Linked DNA regions of Homo sapiens: region 2 is linked to region 1. The links are chromatin contacts, found by Hi-C or POLR2A ChIA-PET in ENCODE. All regions are on one chromosome and are shown on one strand. Each heading gives the region's core, a stretch centred on a gene start or an enhancer-like site at or near the end of the contact. The rest is flanking DNA. Distances are from core to core; before and after follow the strand shown.

Evidence for each region. A loop is a pair of places that touch in the nucleus more often than their neighbours do. ChIA-PET counts read pairs that join two places held with the same protein, here RNA polymerase II (POLR2A).
Region 2: a loop to region 1 is called in a map of endothelial cell of umbilical vein, with 5 times the contacts of the local background. The contact joins two enhancer-like sites. A Hi-C loop is called at or near these places in 1 of 168 maps with a recorded cell type or tissue (endothelial cell of umbilical vein). POLR2A ChIA-PET finds 5 or more read pairs at or near these places in 3 of 52 experiments (OCI-LY7, Panc1 and T-cell).

Annotation. Positions count from the first base shown.
Region 1 is chr2:12,785,091-12,792,831 of GRCh38, reverse strand. No RefSeq gene overlaps it. Among named protein-coding and RNA genes, the nearest start is that of MIR3125, 52 kb to the right of the region's middle. Within about 2 kb of position 4,836, at least 5 of the 41 ENCODE cell types and tissues checked have a DNase peak (open chromatin) inside an H3K27ac peak, as active enhancers do.
Region 2 is chr2:12,961,348-12,969,088 of GRCh38, reverse strand. LOC100506474 (a long non-coding RNA gene) reads left to right here. Exons shown (of 6, transcript NR_038434.1): 6 at 1,056-2,307. Among named protein-coding and RNA genes, the nearest start is that of MIR3125, 230 kb to the right of the region's middle. Within about 2 kb of position 3,493, at least 3 of the 41 ENCODE cell types and tissues checked have a DNase peak (open chromatin) inside an H3K27ac peak, as active enhancers do.

The sequences.
Region 1 (7,741 bases), core at 3,587-6,086:
TTGCCATTGCTTTTTGTGTTTTAGTCATGAAGTCCTTGCCCATGCCTATGTCCTGAATGGTATTGCCTAGGTTTTCTTCTAGGGGAAAACCTAAGCAAACTGTTATTGTAAAGGGCCAGACAGTAAGTATTTTAGGCTTTCAGGCCATAAGGCCTTTGGTCTCTGTTACAACTATGTCTGCCATGTTTGTTCCCCAACCTGTTTATGCCAGTTCATTTTCTATTAAAGCTGTAACTTTTTAAAAATATGTTAATGAAACTGAGTGTTTTTAAATGTTAGTGGCCATTTGTATTTTCTTCTTTTATAAATTGCCAACTGAAATCTTTCATCTTTTTTAATTGCAATGTTAATTTCCTTTTTACTTATCATTTTATAACAGCTTTTACACATGATGTCATATATGTGACTAAGATTTTATCAAACCTCTTTTACTTTAACTACAATTATGGTGTTTTCTGTTATTCAGAAGTTTGAATTGCAATATACTAAAATCTATGATACCTTGTTTTTATACTTTCTGGGTTTTGTAGGAAATTTAGAAATCTCTTCCAAACCTTAATTATAACGTTTCCAATATTTTCTTCTAGTGGGTTTATAGAATTTTTTTTTTAGTAAACTTAATTAAATTTTGAATTTATTATGTATATTAGCAGTGAATCAAGGACGAGAACCTATTCTTTTTCCATGCCTCCCCCAAGTTATTTTCCCTAAAAATATTTACTGACTAAGCAAGATTTCTCATTATTTCAAGTATCACCTTTATGACTCATTCAGTCTCATCACACACATGCAGATATAAGAATTATGGGTTTTGTTTCACTGAGTTGACGAGCTTCCATCTCAACATCAAGGTCTCTTCATTGTAATGGCATTATCTTAAGTGTACATATTTGATGGAGCAAATCTTCCTTCATTATTCTTACTTTTCCAAAAATGTTGTGAGCACTTTAATTAGCTTATTCTTTGAGAGGAATTGAAATTTTTTTTGCTATTTCACTAAAATTTATGATGCCACTACATTGAATATGAAGATTAATTTAGAGATAACTGGCACCTTCATGGTATTGAGATTTTTTCCATTCAATACAATGTATTTAAATTTTGTTTTGTGTCTCTCTAAAGAGTTTTATAATTTTGTTCATATAGGTTGTAAATATGTGTATTTAAGCTAGTATCAAATTATGTCCTATCTTTAATATTGTTATAATCAGGAATTCTTTCACATTTACTATGTAATTATTGTCATATGTGAAAGTTATTAATTTGTAAATATTTTGTGGCCAGGAAATTTACAATTACCAAAGCTTTATAAAGCAATTTCAGTTGACCTTTTTTGGATTTCTAGATTGATAATTTTCCATCAGAAAATAATGATAAATTTGCCTCCTACATGTCAATACTTCTATCTCTTAATTTTGTCTGTTTAATCATCTAGTTTATACTTCTTCAGTCCTGAAAATGGCAGAGAAGGGAAATAAAAAGATAAATATAAAAAAATTTGGGAATAAAAAGGAAGGTATAAAAAATAGTCTATAGAGATTCAACGTCTTGTTAACTGTGGTCTGAAAAAGATAACAGAGCACATGGGAGGGAAATCTAAATATATAATAAAAGGCTCACTGAGCTAAAGGAAGACTGACTCCCATCCCACCACACTCCCACCCACCACCATAGGCTAGGAATGTGTCCCCTCTCCTGCTGACTTTGAAGCTCATCATAGCATTTGCCTTGAATATAGGCAGAAATGATAGTAACCTATTCCATTCCAAAGTCTACAGAAGCATCACATGTTTTTATTCACCGTTTTGAACTTCTAACTATTTGGTGAGAAAGACATACTCCAGGTATTAAGGCTACTTCACCCTCCACTCCAGAATGAAGACACATGAAGCACAGGACCCAGCCTGGAGGTGGGAGATGAGCAGGGAGATGAACAGCAGAGTTCAGCTGACTCTCAGGAAAGTCAGAAACCTATGAGCTCATCAGATATCAATGCTTTTGGTTGTTGTACGATATTGTTGGAGTTTACTGTAGTATTGCAGCAAAAACTAATATACATAGTATTACAGGAAAAAAATTAAACAGAAAAAAGCATATTTTGATTGAAGTTAGCAAACTTCAAGTATAAAGAAGTTTCTTTTTTCCAGAAAACAGTTTCTAGACTAGGATTACTAATAAAGGAAATTAAATTGTGCTGACTTTAGATAACTCTTCAGCAATATTAGAAATGAGCATACAATATTTTAAAAATCTGCAAAGATTTGAAAGGAAGGTTGTAAGACCCAAATTTTTTAACTGGCAATGTCACTATACATCAAGACAACAACAATGAAATGATCCTCATCATAAAAGATCTTAAAAACTAGAACATTTGTGATCCTGAATACGTGCTTAAAATAACCACCATGAGAGTGAACAGGCAACCTACAGAATAGGAGAAAATTTTTGCAACCTACTCATCTGACAAAGGGCTAATATCCAGAATCTACAATGAACTCAGACAAATTTACAAGAAAAAAAACAAACAACCCCATCAAAAAGTGGGCGAAGGATATGAACAGACAATTCTCAAAAGAAGACATTCATGCAGCCAAAAAACACATGAAAAAATGCGCATCATCACTGGCCATCAGATAAATGCAAATCAAAACCACAATGAGATACCATCTCACACCAGTTAGAATGGTGATCATTAAAAAGTCAGGAAACAACAGGTGCTGGAGAGGATGTGGAGAAACAGGAACACTTTTACACTGTTGGTGGGACTGCAAACTAGTTCAATCATTGTGGAAGTCGGTGTGGCGATTCTTCAGGGATCTAGAACTAGAAATACCATTTGACCCAGCCATCCCATTACTGGGTATATACCCAAAGGATTATAAATCATGCTGCTATAAAGACACATGCATATGTATGTTTATTACGGCACTATTCACAATAGCAAAGACTTGGAACCAACCCAAATGTCCAACAATGATAGACTGGATTAAGAAAATGTGGCACATATACACCATGGAATACTATGCAGCCATAAAAAAGGATGAGTTAATGTCCTTTGTAGGGACATGGAAGAAGCTGGAAACCATCATTCTCAGCAAACTATCACAAGGACAAAAAACCAAACACCGCATGTTCTCATCGGTGGGAACTGAACAAAGAGAACACATGGACACAGGAAGGGGAACATCACACACCAGGGACTGTTGTGGGGAGGGGGGAGGCGGGGAGGGATAGCATTAGGAGATATACCTAATGCTAAATGACGAGTGAATTGGTGCAGCACACCAACATGGCACATGTATACATATGTAACAAACCTGCATGTTGTGCACATGTACCCTAAAACTTAAAGTATAATAATAGAAAAAATAAGTTAATTTAAAAAAGAATCAAACTAAAGATGTCAAAAGTGAGGAATCTATGGTGTATAAAGAGAGGTATTGAATATGGAATCAGTTTAAACTTGGTGTCAAGTCAAAATAGATATTTTCAAAAGAAAAACTGCTTAATGTAAAATACCACTTATTGAAGTGTTATTGTTGAGGTTCACATTCATCCCCTAGTATCAATCCAATGTAAAGTATTTGCCTCTAACTTTGTTTTTTTCATTTTGGGGTTTGCAGTGAGAGCAGTTAGGAAAAACTTACTCATTTCTCTAAATAAACTGAATAATTATATTAATATTTTCCAAGATTTTGTGTGGATATTTTTCATGATTGCCCTTTACATATAAAACATTGATTTTTAAATTGGATCATTTCTCCTATAATTTAATAACTTAAAACCAATGCCTAGTTTCTGTGTTTTCATCTTGTCATCTAATGCAGAGATGGATATGACAACATGAGGCATTTTAGTGAGAATTAAATTGGAAAACGTGTGTGTAAAAATAACAACAATGAAGGAGCTCAAAAACTGTGACTTGTGTCTGAATGCATAATTTAATCAATATAGCAGCCCTCCCCAACATAGAAAAACACTCACTAAATATCCTTCTGACTCCACAGACCACAATTCCTTAGAGAACTGGAGCACTGTCTTTGCATCTTTGTCTGTCCAGGTCCAAGACAGTGCTTGGCAGCCAACCACCATTCAGGAGATCCATGTTGAATGCAGGCAGAAAAGGATTTAATCTCTTCCCCAGCTCCTCAGGAAGAGAGCTTGCTTAGAAAATATATTTCTAGTACACATTTGTTTCATATTAGTCTCTCACCAAGTCTATGCAACTGTGGGATCCCGGAGACACAGAAGGTCAAGTCCTTCTTGCTATTTACTGACTTGCCTGTCCAACAGTTCCCATCATGATAGTCTTTCCTGGAAAATATTTAGGAAGACTAAAGCTTTTCTTAGTCATCTATGTAAACACTCTCGGAACATTTAATACGTGGCTGACACCATGCTAGACATTTTCACAACGATTATCTCATTTAATTTGCACTGTGATTTTTAAGTTGGATAGTATCAACCATATTTTACAGATGAGAAATGAAGATTTAAACATGTTAAGTTATTTGCCCACAGCTAATAAATGTCAGAGCACAGTTCTTGAGCCCCAGTCTCTCTGACGCCATATCCAGGTCTCATTCCACTCCATTACAGCGCCTAACAAAGAACAACTTAGGAAAATATTGTCTTTCTGTTTCCCTTTCTCTCTTCTGTCCTTTCTCCAAACATTGCTCATACAATGGAATGGAATTCTAAGGAGAGAGAAATAAATTCTTTTCTTTTGGAACTCCTTTTCCTTTGGATTTGTTCCCGGTTCTTGTGTGAACCATGGTTCAACTTCCACATCCTCTCTTTGACCCTAACTTCCTCTCAGATCCTTTTTCCAACAATCCTCTCCCACCCCATGTGATGAATCACCTGGCTTGCCTCAAGACAGAGAATAACAGACTCCAACCACCCCATCATTGCCTATGGTTCCAGCTAGCCATATATGCAGCCCTACATGCCTTATTTGGGTGAGTGGATCTAAGACGGTAATAGGTTTCTAATCGTTTTAATATGTACGTCATTCAGCAGAATAAACTGGTCATACTTACTAGTATTAATTTATTCATTCATTTATTCACTAAATGTTCACTCTTAATAAAGCATTCTGTTAGACACAAGGAACTCAAAGGTAAATACATTATATTCTCTGCATAGTAGGATACTAAAAACTTGTAGGAGGTGCAAATGAGTAAGCATTACAAAATAATGTGGTAAATTATGTGAGAGGTAGATAGGGTATAGTAGTGTAAGCCTTATATGCTTTGAGATAAATTAACCAGAATTGGAAGCCTAGCTTTCACACTTACTTGGAAGTATGCTCTCATGCAAGTCTCTTAGTCTTTTTGAATTCCATTTTCCTCATCTGTAAAACTGGAATAAGAATTTCTACCCATATTGCCATTATGAAGATTAAATGAAATGACAGAGAACATGGCCAGAGAAAAAGAACCCAATATAACCCATATCCTATCCCATTAGAGAAGAGGAGTAATGATAATAAAGTATAATTTTTCTCAAAATGAAGCCCAAGTTGAGAAACCAAAAGACAGTAATTTTTGAGACTGAATTACACAAAAATTGAACTAACGTTGTTAGACTTTTGTGTTTGATCAAGTAAGACCTAAAATAACTACAATATTTGATATGGTTTGGCTGTGTCCCCACCCAAATATCATCTTGAACTGTAGCTCCCATAATTCCCACATGTTGTGGGAAGGACCTGGTGGGAGATAATTGAATCATGGGGTCAGTTCCCTCATATTGTTCTTGTGGTGGTGAATAGGTCTCAAGTTATCTATTGGTCTTATAAGGGGTTTCCCCTTTTGCTTGGCTTTCATCCTCTCTTGCTTGTCCCCAGGTAAGATGTACCTTTTGCCTTCCACCACGATTGTGAGGCCTTCCCAGCCACATGGGACTGTGATTCGATTAAACCTCTTTTTCTTTATACATTACCCAGTCTCAGGTATGTCCTTATTAGCAGCATGTGACAGACTAACACACTAAATTGCTACTGGTGGCACTGCTGTAAAGATACCCAAAAATGTGGAAGCAACTTTGGAACTGGGTAACGGATAGAGGTTGAGACAGTTTGGAGGGCTCAGAAGACAGAAAAATGTGGGAACGTTTGGAACTTCCTAGAGACTTGGAGGGCTCAGAGGAAGACAGGAAAATGTTGGGAAGTTTAGAACTTCCTAGAGACTTGTTGAATGGCTTTGACCAAAATGCTGATAATGATATGGACAATGAAATCCAGGCTGAGGTGGGCTCAGATGGAGATGAGGAACTTGTTGGGAAGGGGAGAAATGGTGACTCTTGCTATGTTTTAGCAAACAGACTGGTGACATTTTGCTCCCACCCTAAAGATCTGTGGAACTTTGAACTTGAGGGAGATGATTTAGGGCATCTGGCAGAAGAAATTTCTAAGCAGCAAAGCATTCAAGAGGTGACTTGAGTGCTGTTAAAAAGCATTCAGTTTAAAAGGGAAACAGAGCATAAAAGTTTGGAAATTTTGCAGCCTAACAATGTAATAGGAAAGAAAAACCCATTTTCTGAGGAGAAATTCAAGCTGGCTGCAAAAATTTGCATGATTAATGAGGAGCTAAATGTTAATTGCCAAGACAATAGGGAAAATGTCTCCAGGGCATGTCAGAGGTCTTCTTCACAGCAGCCCTTCCCATCACAGGCCCAGAGTCCTAGGAGGAAAAAATTGTTTTGTGGGCAGGGCCTAGGGCCCACCTGCTGTGTGCAGCCTAGGGATTTGGTGTCCTGTGTCCCAGCCACTCTAGCCATGGCTACAAGGAGCCAAAGTACAGCTCAGGCTGTGGCTTCAGAGGGTGCAAGCCCCAAGCCTTGGCAGCTCCTATGTGGTGTTGAGCCTGTGGGTGCACAGAAGTCAAGAATTGAGGTTTGGGAACTTCCACCTAGATTTCAGAGGTTGTACAGAAATGCCTGAATGCCCAGGCAGAAGTTTGCTGCAGGGTAAGAGCCCTCATGGAGAACCTCTGCTAGAGCAGTGCAGAAGGGAAATGTGGGATTGGAGACCCCACACAGCGTCCCCACTGGGGCACTGCCTAATGGAGCTGTGAGAAGAGGGCCACCATCCTCTAGACCCCAGAATGGTAGATCCATTGACAGCTTGCACTGTGCACCTGGAAAAGCTGCAAACACTCAATGCCAGCCCATGAAAGCAGCCGAGATGGATGCTGTACCCTGCAAAGCCGTATGGGCAGAGCTGCCCAAGACCATGGGAACTCACCTTTTGCAATATTGTGACCTGGATGTGAGACATGGAGTCAAAGGAGATTATTTTGGAGCTTTAAGATTTGACTGCCCTACTGGATTTCAGACTTGTGTGGGACCTTTAGCCCTTCATTCTGGCCAGTTTCTCCCATTTGAAATGGGTGTGTTTATCCAATGCCTGTACCCCCATTGTATCTAGGAAGTAACTAATATGCTTTTGATTTTACAAGCTCATAGGCAGGAGGGACTTGCCTTGTCTCAGATGAGACTTTGGACTACGGACCTTTGAGTTAATGCTGAAGTAAATTAAGACTTCCGCGGACTGTTGGGAAGTCATGAATGGATTAGAAATGTGAGAACATGAGTTTTGGTGGGGGTTAGGGTCAGAATGATATGTTTTGGCTGTGTCCCCACCCAAATCTCATTTTGAATTTTAATTCCCATAATTCCCATGTGTTGTGAGAGGGAGCTGGTGGGAGATAATTGAATCATGGGGGCAGTTTCCCCC
Region 2 (7,741 bases), core at 2,244-4,743, 180 kb before region 1:
TAAAAGCTCTGAAAATAGGTAGGCAAGTCTTAAAGTCAAAAAGGCACTCAGTCCACGTCAACTAATTGCATTTTAGAAAAGTGAGTATAAATAAAGGATTTATTGGTGGGCACAAGGCAAGTGGGGTATGTGGAAACCTGTTTTTACCAGCGTGGGCAGTTACCAGCCTGAGTGGTCCTCACAAACGCAGACATCGAGCCCACTAGGTCAGGGTTTGGATACGGTGTTGTTGCGTACAGGATTCTTTAGGGTTTAGAGGAAAGAAAAGAAAGTGAAAAGCAAACCCAGAGGATACTTGGAGAGCGGCTGAGACTAATAAAGAGTAGGAACATCTTTCATATTACTTTGTTATTTGGAAAATGTTATCAAAAACCAAAGGACACATGAATTCAGGAAAAAGTGACAGCTATATTAAGTTTTTATATAATTTAACTCATACAATGAAGCTGAGAGTTTATTACTCCCATTTTACAGATGATAAAGCTGAGTCTCTGGGATATTACATTGGTGCAAAAGTAATTGCGGTTTTTGCCATTAAAAAAATGACAAAAAAACACAATTACTTTTGCACCAACCTAATAATTAACTTTGCTGAGATCACAAAGCCGGTAAGTGACAGAACTAGAAACAGAGTCTAGGTATTCTTGCTCTGAATCCAACATAATTGCAGAAACATCAGGTGTGTGTTTGCCTCCAAAATGTTCACCAGTCTTTCTTACCATTGTGGTATCTATAGATAGAGTTCAAAGGTATGAGAAAGGGTGTTTATGAATGGCTTGTTAATGGAGGTATGAGCAGAGTGAAGGGAACCGATGAGGCACAGCTACACCCTAGCTCCAGAGCCTGGCAATAGCGGGGAGCAGCTACTGCCTGTAGGCCTGGAAGGGAGAGAGGAGGAAGCAAAATTACAGAACCCTGGAGTGCTGGAGCCCTGAGAGAAGGGTGCCCCACAGAATCTGAGTGTTGGCAGAGATGTAGCTACTTTCAAGCCATGGGCCTGAGGCGGACAGGGGTTGTGTGGATAAACCCTCAGACTTCTCTTTTCCCTTGTTCAGTGTCCCTCTAGGTTCTCTGATTGGCTGAAGCTACTCTAAGCCAAGAGATCAAAGAAGCTGATAATGTAGAATGTAAGTTTGTCTCCTGGGCCACAATGGAAAGCAGAGACTGTAGCTGGAGGAGTGAATAGAGGATATGCAGCTCTGGTAATTCTCAGTACAATTCCCAGTGGTCCACTCTGCAGAATGAACCAAGTTCCATTTTGCCCAACTTCTGGCAGTCCACATTTGGACTGTGAGCTCACCTACAGATAAATCGTACGTGGATTGATGCAGTAACTGGATTTGTAGCTGCTAAATCTTATTTAAGTGAGGACCTGTCCAGTACATGTGAAGACCACCCATCCACTGAAAGTGATAAGTGAAGCTGAATCAATACTAGACTGAATCAATACTGAGCTGAATCAATACTTTCCCAATTTTGAGGAAATCTTGGAAAATCTCTGAGAAATGTGGTAGTAATTATTTTGAAGAATTGGAAAACTTTATAGCTGATTATGCTATGTGTGGAAGATACAACAGGATTATAAGAGAGAGAAGACAATATCCTTGCTGTGTCCAGAAGGCTTTAGCCGGGGTGTCCTACTGAGAGATGACAAACTTAAGGTTTTTCTCTTCCCAGACATTACTGGACAACTAGCTATGTAATTAGGTCTTATGCCGAAAAGACTGAAAGGAAAACATCTCAGATCTAGGAATGTGATCAAGAAAGAAGGCTGGTTAAAGAATAACATGGGGAAAATGAATGCAGTGAAATGGTTCACGCACAAGTTCTAGGAATTCAGAGTGCAACAGCAGAAATGCGATTTTTGTTAGATATTTCAGAAAGTGATGTGAGTCCCTGAGGTCATACTGCAGCGTTCAGGTTCTGTTTGGCCTCCTGCACGAAGCTTTCCTTGATTGGAAAAGCTGCATACTCTGAAGCACATCGCATGTGTCCTGTCTGTAGTTCATTTCATTTCCCCAGATTTGTTATCATCCACCATCACTCATACAAGCCTACCTTCTTCATGCCAACCTTTGTAATCTTTCTACCTTGCTAACCTGGTCATGTCAAGGACCAGCTAATAAATAGCAAAGTTGTACCTTGAGCCAAGGTATCTTGACTCTTAGTCCAGTGCTCTTTATATACCTCTGAAGTCTTATTTGAGCTTCAAAATTATGAGTCTGTGCTCTCAAGATTTTTTTGAAAATGTACTTAATGTTGCCCCTAAGCTTTTATGAGAAATAATAAAGTTCTTTCCAGATTGAATATCTAATAACTCCATTTCATTTTATGCTTTCTCATGTATGGATGTCTATAACTGGAATGCTATTTGGGCTACTGAGATATTTTCTTAATTCTCTGTTTTGTGTTAGTTCTTTTTGTTTGTTTATTTGACAACCATATTTTTGCACCTGAGATAAATCTGGCATTCTATTCAACTTCAATTTCAAAGAGAATCTGAGAATGTACTGGTAGAACGATATTTGAATACTAATATCTTGGAAATACAGAAATAAGTATCATACATTTTGTTACATTCTGTTTGTGTACAAATAATATAAAAATCAATGAATGAGAATTTCATATTTGAATTGTATATGGATTGATGCAATAACTTGATTTAGACAATACTTTTTATGAAGAAAGGTAAAAACAATAAAAATATAGAATTGCTTATAGTTTTGTAACATATATGGTCTAGATACTGTTTATATAACAACAATCCCAAACTCTCCATGCAATTCAGGCAAAACTTATTTGTCCAGATATTTGGCTTTACTGCAGTAGTAAATTTTCAATTTGATGAAATAGTCATTTACAGAAATGTAGATCAGTTATTTGAATTTGTTTGTTAATTCAGGCAAGATTGTTAATCTGGCAGTACAACTAAATATCTAAAGTGAAGCAGACCATGTTCTAAGAAATTTACACTTCATGTAGGTCAGATCATGTGATATGATAATTGTCTGCAAATATCTGAAGATATATCACCTGGAAAAGGGCCAGAAATATTCTCCTTGGCTGTAAATTTCAGGGATAGAGCTAAAAAAGCTGAAGTCAGAAGCCATCAGATTTTAGGTCCCTGCAAGCAAAAATTATCTAAAGAAATTGTTAAAAGCAGAATTAACTTCCTGTGGAAGTGGTGAGTTCTTTATCACAGGAGGTGTTAAAATAAAATGCAGATGTATCTCCTTCTATGATTTATACAATTTTAGTTTTGGAAGTAGAGATTGAGCTGCCTGAAGAAAAAACAGAATGTATTAATCACTGCTCATTTTCTTCCATGCTGTGTTCTAAATATATAATTAAACTCTTGTGTATTAACAAGCAAAGGGCTTTTCAGAAAAAAAAATTATCTCTGAACACAGAGGAAACCAATTCAACTGTACTCAGAGTAGGAAGGAAACAGACATGATGATCTCATTGTTGTATTTCTAGGAAAGATGAGTCATGCAGTCTGCTCAAATTCAGGGTAGCTGGAGGGAAGATGGACATCAATGATGCTTTCTTCCTTTTTAATAGAGACCAGGGTCTCAAGTTTCTTTTAAAATAAAAAGGAGGAAAGCACTTAGAAATTAGCCTAAATCAAGAAAATTTCAGAAGAATATTCTGGAAAATATAAGTATAAATAAATCTGTTTCAACTTGAAATTAATTGAATTGGGTGTGGGGTGTGCGGGGTGGGGGGCGCGGTGGATGGGAAGGAGGGGTCATAGAAACTATCCGAACTCACAGGATCTCCTGTTTCTAACTCTAGCCAGCCATCATCCCTGAGATCAATTTCAATTTCCCTTTGATTTGCTTGCAAGGACAAAGAACCAGTTCAGAGAAGTGAAGGGCTGGGAGGGAGAGGGAGGGGCCATAGGCAAAGGACACTAAAGCAGAGGCACATGCTTTTTTAGGAATAGCATTTTTTCAGTTGGGTAGTAGAGTATGGAAGCCATGGCTCTCCGGAAGTTTCTTTCTTTCTAAATGTCTCCAAACTACATGCCATGGTTTTATGATTCTATAAACTAGCATTCACTGAAAGTCCACTGTGGACCAGGCACTGTGAAACAGATTTATGGATGTGAAATTGCCAAGCTTCTTAAATGGTATTCAGTTTCTAAATTTTGAGAGAATGCTTTTGTGTTGATAGCCTTGGCCATACCCTTTCTACAAAGTTGGGGTACTTCCTACTACTAAGAGAAAGAAAAGGTAGTAATGTTGACCTTTTATAGATTGCGAGAAGATGTGAAAGTTACATTTTTCTCAATACTCCACTTGATCAAATAACAAGTTGAAAATATATTTTAGATTCTGCTTGCTATATTTGCTTGCCAAATTATCAGTCTTATGATAAAGAGTTAAAATCGGGGGTAAAAATTTAACAATATTTAAAGACAGTATCCATATAACTTTCCACTGAAGTCTTAGTAAATATTAAGTAGATTAATAAATTCCTGGGGTTTTTAAAAGGATTGTAATGTAGGTCAATACTTTTTTCTTGAGTTAGTAAACTCAAACCTAGCAAGGACAATGACTTGTTCAAGGTTCCACCTAATTAATACTTGGACAATTGGGTAAAATGTAGAAGTTATAGATATAGTAATATGTGCAAGGTATCTTAATTACATTATCGTACCCACTTGTAAAATTAGTTTTATTTTTATTAAAATTATACTTGCATATAATTGAAATTGTAGAACAGTTCAATAAAGAACGTTGAAAACAATTATTTTTAGTTCTCAGAGATACTCAGTTTTAACTCTTAATATATTATTTTTATAGCTTCTTTTATAGCCTCAAAATATGTTAATATTTCTACTCTTAAATTTTCAATTCTGGTATTTTGGTTTAGGGCCATACTCTGATAGCTTCCTGAGATGTGACGAGTAACATTGTTCAGAAATTAGATTTCTGATAGTGTCTTTACTCTATACTCATACTTAATTGATAATTTGCCTGAATATCAAATTCAAGGGTGAAAATCAACTTCTGAAAATGTCAAATACATTTTTCACTTTATTTTAACTTCCAATGTTATTGATGAGGAAGCAATGACATTTTGATTTTTGTACCAATTTTGGAAGTCCACTTTTTTCTGCATGGAAGCTTATCCTATCTTCTCTGCCATCAATCCTGAAATCTCAGATGATGTATATTGTGGAAAGCCTATGGCTGTATTTTCATCTGTTTTTCTGGGTGCATGGTGGGCCCTGTGAAAATTCTTATTATTCAGTTCTGAAAATACCTCTTGATTTATTCCTCGGATGATTTCCTTGCCTCTGTTTTTCCAGTCTCTCTTTCTGAAGCTCCTGTTATTCAGATGTTGAGAAATCTCTATTCCTCCTGTACTTTTCTAATCCTCACCTCCTATTTTCTACTTTGACTTTTTGTTCTAATTACTTAGCTGCTTCTTCTTATTAATCTTTTTTTAAGTTTTTTATTTCTGCCATCTTGTTTTTAATTTCCAAAGCTTTATTTAATTCTCTAAAAGTTTCTTTTAAGAACAACCTACCACTGTTTCATGAATACAGCATTTAAACAAATTTTCTCTGGTGATAATAACTTCATTTTTTAAATGTTTTCTTTGCCCTGAAAGGAGTCATAGTTTCAGTTTTCTCTAAGTTACTAAGTTTTTACCAGTTGGTTTTGTCTTCATTTCATATTGAATGCATTTCTCAGGACTGGTGATTCCTGGTGATTGCTGTTTAAAATCAGGGCACCAAAAAACAGAACGGAAGTTGTGTGGTGTTTGGTCTGACCATGGTCTTGCTCTGCCTTCTCAACTAGATGTTCTATGAAAATTAATTCCTAATTCCCTCAGGAGTCTATCTACATAATGAATTAATTTCTCTTCTATGAAACTAGAATATACTGTATGAGCAATACACTAATAATATTATTACTGATAATACACTAACGCGCCATGGGGAAATTTAGAAAATGGTCACCAAACTCATTTTCTGGAGACCATGGTTCAGATGAGGAAATCTGATTGAAATTATAATCTGACTGGGTCATTTTGTGGGGATCCTCCATTGTCAAAAACTTTAGCTCTTTTCTGTTGAGTTGCTCAGATTCCCAGGAAGCCTCTTAAAATCTTCTTGAAGGCTTGGTCTGGGTTAATAGCTAATAGTCCAAGAGAAAGAAAAGTGAAAAGTCCCACCATTGTTAAATCTTCAGCTAGCTCTCTGATATCTGTATATTATTCAACTGTGTCTTATGTCCCCCAGGTACAAGACTGTGCTTTACTTCTATAGAAAACAAACCACATTCTAGGGTTGGGGAGAAAAAAAGTAACCAGGATCCAGGAAGTGTGATAAAGTATGTATATCTAAATGCTTTTCAAATATAGGAACAATCACTCCTGTTTATAGTCCCATCTTTACCCCTTTTTAGACACACCTGGAAGCACTAATCCCTGGATCTCTTAGATTTATGCAATGTAAATGTGTTTGCTTCTGGGCTTTCTTAATTGCCAGCTTAAAATGTGGCTTCCTTCATTTGCCTTATACCTTCTGAAATTGCCTTCCTACTCTCACATTTTCTTTGCCCTTACAGTCCTTCCCACATGCTCTTTTACTATTGTTTAGATAGTGTTCTTAAAGGATTAACAAAGATAAACGTGGGTTAAGTCCATGTCTTTGGAACAATTCGGCTTGATGAGTATATTCCTCTCTCAGGACTTCCATAACAAAATGCCATAGACTGGGTGGCTTAAACAACAGGGAGGCATTATGTCACATTCTGAAGTTCAAGATTAAAGTGTTAGCAAGATTGGTTTTTCAAAGGGCCTTTCTCCTTTCCTTGTACATGACTGACTTCTCTCTGTTTTCACATGGTTTTTCCTCTGTGCGAATCTTTGTCCTAATCGTCTTTTCTTATTATGATGCCAGTTATACTGGATGTATGCCCACCCATATGAACTCATTTTACCTTAATTGCCTCTTTAAAGATCCTACTCCAAATATAGTCACATTCTGAGGACTGGGGAATAGGACTTCAATGTATACATTTTTTAGAGGTGAGGGCACAATTCAGCCCATAACATGAGGTATTTCATCACTGTGCATTTTTACTCTTTATACAGAGTTGCCTTACCAGGTTCTTGACCCCAAACATCCTCCACTCTTTGGTTCTTTCCTTCCAAAGTTGCTGCCATTTGGAATTGCAACGTGTTTTAATTCATCCATCCAATTTAATGAAGATTTCCTGAAGTATCTCTAAAAAAGATCATTCAGAGTGACATATCTGAAAATAGCAGAGTAGAAAACTCAACTTACGCAATGTTTAAGAGGAATAAAACTGTCAGACTCAATTTTGTTGAAATTCTGAAATCTAATAAAAAATTACAATCATTATAAAAGTGCTTAACAGATAAAGAAGCTGTTAAAGTTTTGTAAAACAGAGTTGTGGTGTTTTGGAGACTAATATGAGGATGGCGGTCCACGTTCCTGGTGCATCTTACTAATGGTGTGAAGTGCACTATAGACCATGATCTCAGTTAAAGAATTGTTGATTTACCTGTCAGGAGCTCCCTGGGAGATAGGTTCAGGGGCTTGCCTTTGTTTCATCCCTCTTAAAAGTTTCTTAGGAATAGAGCGGATTCCTGAATTGTGTCTGTCAAAGGTATTTAAAAACATACTAACTACAGCCTCATGGAGAAAGGGACAACTGTTGGAAAAGCAAAGGATAAACCAAATCCCTAGAAAGAA